Linked DNA regions of Homo sapiens: region 2 is linked to region 1. Evidence: chromatin loops called from intact Hi-C (ENCODE). Cell type or tissue: IMR-90. All regions are shown on one strand.

Region 1 (2,500 bases):
GCTCCCACCTCTCAATGCCAATCAAGTTTTCACTCTGAAATCCAAGAGACCCAGAGGGTTGGGGGTTGATGATTGTATAATTTAAATGTTTAAAGTGCAACAACATAGCTTATCAAGACCAAGCAGATCCTCTGTGACCTAGCAAAAGCAGGGCAGAAGGAATGGTGTAGGGCTGGTAGTTTCGGGGACAGGTGAAGCCATGTGGTTTCCAGAGCCCACAATGGAAAGAAATCTGCTCATTTTCTTTTTGACGGGCAGTGCCTCAGCATTTTTCTGTGCCTCTGAACCCATCCAACTGTGTCCAAGGCGCAGGCCTCTTTGCCTCTCTTCAGCTTGAATCTGTGAACAGAGAATAAGAGAGAAGGCTGAGCCACCCAAGCCACCACTGGGTGGGCAACGCACAAGCCCCGCCTCCTCCGGCTGCCAGGTCCCCTAAACTGCTCTTGCTAGGCCTTGGGCTCCCCTCTGTAAATGAAGTTGCTGCACAGGATGTGTGGTTTGCACGCTGGGGAACAGCCAAAGCACCAGGAGCTTATGAATTGAATTTCCTGGACCCCTCTCCTGGTTTCAATTTGGTGTATCAGGGTGGGGCTGAACAGCCTGAAAACATTCTGACGATTAGGTGAGATGAGAAATTCCCATCCTGGAATAGCTCTTTGCACCAACTTTAATGTTTCTGTGTCCATCTGGGGCCTTACTTGTTGCGTTGGACTCATGTGTTTGTGTGTGTGTGTGTGCGCGCGCCTTGTGTGTGTGTGGGTGTGTGTATTTTTCTCTTCTGATCTGTCTACTTCCTAAACTGGACTATTGTCCAATCTATAGACCAACTCTATCTCTTACTCTCTGGTTGATCTTAGACAAATATCTCTACCTTCCTGAACCTCACTTTTCATGATAACAAAAATATGTGCCCCAAGAGGATCGACAGAGAGAATATACATGAAAAAGCCTTAAAATACTGACTGGTTTGTGAAAGCTACTCCAATTAAGTTTGTAAAGACCCTGTGATACAGCTATGTTTATGACCCTTCACAGATAAGGAATACAGAAGGATACACAGACAATTCAGTACAAAGGAGTTACCTGTCCACGGTCACCCAAGACTATGGGTTCCAAATCCAGGGGCAGGAACTCATCCTGGTTCCCTTGCTCTTTCCAGTGCACAATAACCCCTCATGCTTTTGTTAAACCTCTGAGCTCATAATGCTGGGATACAATACTTGGCACCTTGGAGTTTCAGGAAACACAAGCCACTGCAGGAGCACAGATGCATCCTTCCTCACACCTGCTAGGAAGCTCAGCGCTCCCTCTAGCGCCCAAGTGTGGCTTGCACCCAGGTGCTGGCAGCTCTGGGTTTAGAAACCTTATTCTGGTAAAATACTGTCATCTAGTGTCTACTCTTGTAATTCCAGGCTGGCGGGGTTCTGTTCTCTAGGGAGAGATTGAGCAGGTGATCACTTACATTAAGCCCTCATTGGAGCAGATGGAGCTGGTATTTCTGTAACACAGGATTGCCCTCAGGGGAATCTCTTGCTCCGCAAATGAGAAGCAACATCTGGAGAAGGGTACCTGCACTAGAAGAGGAACACAGACGATGGTTTGCATCCATTTCTCAACCTCTCACCTGTAGCACAATTTTTAAAAAACAAACAAAAAAACGCCTCCCAGGACAAGCCCTGGCTTGGGGACCACATCCAGACGGTGCCGGCATAGCTCTGCCTCATCAGCCACCTTGTTCTGGGGCTAGGTAAAGAGTCAGAAGATTGGGGTTCAGATCTGAGCTCCCCGCACCCCAGCTGAGTGGCCCTGAGGAAGATGTGCCTTCACCCTGGCCCCAGACTTCCCATCTGTAAAATAAAACTTTTTGGAGCCTGGTTTCTAAAGGCTCATCCAGTTTTGGTATTTCACCACATGTGCATGGTTCTGCCCCAGTATTCATGTCCAAGGGCTCTGGACCCCACACCCTGGGGACCTGGTTAGTCTGATGCAGGACACAGTGGTCCACAGTTCACAGACCTGATCTGGGGAAGATTAGGAATTGTTCGAGGAGTCCAAACTGATGAGATGACAAGGGAAGAGCTCCCAGGAACTAGCTAGCTGCCCTACTCAGTCTCTTGAATCCCCTCCTGCCCTGGTCCTTAGCTCTTTCCCAGCCCCCAACCCCCACTCTGTCCATTTGTGCATTCTCCTCCCACACCACATCCCGCAAGAGACCTGCATTCCAATCCCAGCTTCTTCCTCCTAGTTTTTCTGTTTGCACCCCCTTTCATGCCTCTTACTAGGTTGGTATTCTCCAAACAGTCTTGGAGGGCAGACATCATCAACTCCATTTCACTGATAGAGAAAGTAGAGTTTGAGAGCTAAAGTGACTTGCCCAAGAGTGACCAATTGTTAGAGCCCGGTCTTGCCTTCTGACTCTACTTGGTGTCTGTCACACTGTAGAAGCTACACCCAGGCTGTCCCCTGGACCTTAGGCCTCCCAGCTTTACCCGAGTAACCT
Region 2 (2,500 bases), 280 kb before region 1:
AGTGAATGAGAAAGGGGAACAAACTTAGAGCTGGTGAGCTGGATCCAGACTCCACAAATGGTCAGCTTCTCTCACTTTCCAACTGGATGACCTTAAACCAAATCTCTTTAATCTGCTCTGTGAATGTGAGGCCCCATGTTGGGCTCACAAAAGAACATTAGCCTGAGAGGTACCTGCAGAGGGAAGGATGGGCAGCCCCTCTAAAGTAGGCTAGGTGAAGGGAGAGTCTTGCCTCATGGGAGGCAGAAGGAGATTATGAGGGTTAACAAATGTGTCAGAGAACCCGGGCACCTTAGGTTCATTTACTTTGATCCCTTCAGTTTTCAGACATAGGAACTGAACGGAGCAATCAAGACAGTCCTGCCCAATATCATTGAATGAATTAGCAGCAAGGAAAGGTCCAATATTGCCAGGCCAGGGCTTATTCAGACACATAGTTGCTTTATTTTAGTGATGGAGTGGGTCTGGCTGACAGCTTTTGTAGATCTTTATTCAGAGTCAGCTGGAAAAATTAGTCCCTGCTCATTGAAGATCCTCCCATTCCCAGAGTGAAGACTCCCTTCTTCTAAAAATGGGCCAAGAGACAAGGAATAAAGTACCTAGTAAGGCTTTGCCAAGCAGCCTCTATTGGCATCTATCTGAATCGCTGGCTTATAGCCCATGAAGAGATGCATACTTTCTGGAGTCAAGCTTCCCTAAGTGAGCTCCAGGGGCCAATTGCACTGAAACCCCCTGGGGCTTATTAAAATCTGGCTTTCATAGATGCACCCCAGATCTACTAAATTAGAGCCTAGGGGTGGGAGGATACCATTAACAAACTCCACATGGGATTTTGGCACACAATAAAGTTTGAGAACCAACACCCAGACATTATAGTGGTAAGAAGGAACCTAATGGGTATCAGATATCTACTTTGCTAGGCACTAGATAGATAGATATCCTTAGAAGTGATAGAAAAGGCAGAAACAAGACATTATTTCTTTGCCACACTTAGGGAAGCTTTGCACCAGAGGGTACGCATCTCCTCCTTGGTTCTACACCAGCAATTCAGGTAGATGCCACCAGATGGTGCTGGAAAGAGCTTTCCCCAGCACAGGAAATTAAGACAATATTATTGGGCCCTTGGGTCATTGGATAGCGCTGAGAACAGCATCTAGAACCCACCACCTCAAAATCCTTCTCAAAGGGAGGGAATGCATCCTTGAACTTTCACTCAAGTTCGTACTCTCAGCCCTTAAGGCTCTGCACAGAATTTCACAAATTATAATTTGCTCTATCTTTTCCCACCTAAATTTTACCCTCTCTTCTCAAAACTTCTTCTGTCTTAACACTCCTGCTACATTCTTGGCTCTCCCACTTACTGGTTATATGAACTCTGACAATTTGTTTTATCTCTATAAGCCTCAGTATTTTTATATATAAATTGGAGATAATAGTTTCAGAGTAGTAGTAAGTATTAGAGATAATTGTAGCTCAATAAATGTTTAGTCTCTTCTGTACTTAACCCCATTTTCAGAACGACAAGCCCCTGTTTAAGAAACCCCAGTGGCTTTCTGGTCTCATTTGCTTCTCCATGACCCAAACTCTCCGATTTAAGTTCTCATCACACCTCATTCATGTCTGCTCCTGGTCCTTTGCTCATGCTGTATCTTCTACCTAGGATGCCCTCATACTTTCATCCACGAATACAAATCCCAGCATGCTTAAAGGTCTTTCTCAAGTTCTTCCTGCTGCTTCAGGAAGCCTTCTCAAAGTCCAGGCCAACAGACTCTTCTGTCCCCTCTGCTCCTTCAGGCACTCTCTCTGAATGCTCCACTCTACCTCCTGGAGATGAGAACACTAGAGTCATGGAAGTCAGTGATCTCTAGGTATTGGAATTTTATGTACAGAATTTTTTATTTTTTTGAGGACCAGCACCAGGCCACCACCTTTTATTTTGCCAGGTGAGAATATACTATTAAATCTTGTATTCTAGTATTACCATCGTATCACAAAACTGTGACATTTTAGTAAAATAAAAGTTACAAAGGGAAAAAAATCTCATACAAAAGCATTGTCCTTTAAACGGAATAAACTCCACTTCCTAAAATGCTCACTGCATTGCCTGTTTTTTGCTCCTTTTGCCTTGGACTGATAAAAATACTACCAAAGGCCAGCTTCTGCAAAAATGCGGGGGAGTCCCCAGTCCACTCAATCACCTGTCCCCGCCCCCTGGCAACATAATGACAACCTCCACAACAGTTTCCACTTACTGAACACTTGCTATGTGCTAGACCCTGTGCTAGGTACTTCATGCATTACCTTACTAAATCCTTTTGCACAACCTCTGAAAAATAGATCATTACTGCTACCACTTTTAAGTTGAGGCTTAGAAAATTTAAGTAACCAGTCCAGGTCACCGTGATGGTAAAGTAGTTGAGTTATGCTTACAGTAAAAGACAGTTTGACCCCAAAATCTGTGCTCCTTCTTCTGCTTCATTTCTTGTCTCCTACAATGGGA

What was found. Peaks named below come from ENCODE experiments on the same cell type or tissue, not always from the same donor. Only the 100,000 strongest peaks of a DNase experiment are listed, where the experiment ranks them.
Region 2: a loop joins it to region 1, with 9 times the contacts of the local background. A loop is called at or near these places in 2 of 110 quality-filtered maps.

The regions. Positions count from the first base shown.
Region 1 is chr17:34,360,323-34,362,822 of GRCh38, forward strand. It overlaps CCL1 (C-C motif chemokine ligand 1), which reads right to left. Exons shown (of 3, transcript NM_002981.2): 2 at 1,463-1,574; 3 at 6-339. The coding sequence ends at 237. Among named protein-coding and RNA genes, the nearest start is that of CCL1, 1.7 kb to the right of the region's middle. In IMR-90, a CTCF peak has its summit at 1,348 (motif pointing left); a DNase peak (open chromatin) is centred at 1,339; H3K27me3 peaks cover 278 bases.
Region 2 is chr17:34,080,413-34,082,912 of GRCh38, forward strand. It overlaps LOC107985035 (a long non-coding RNA gene), which reads right to left. Exons shown (of 4, transcript XR_001752832.1): 1 at 2,431-2,500; 2 at 1-1,824. It also overlaps a transcript of ASIC2 not described here. Among named protein-coding and RNA genes, the nearest start is that of LINC01989, 100 kb to the right of the region's middle. In IMR-90, a CTCF peak has its summit at 1,064 (motif pointing right); no DNase peak of the experiment used is centred here.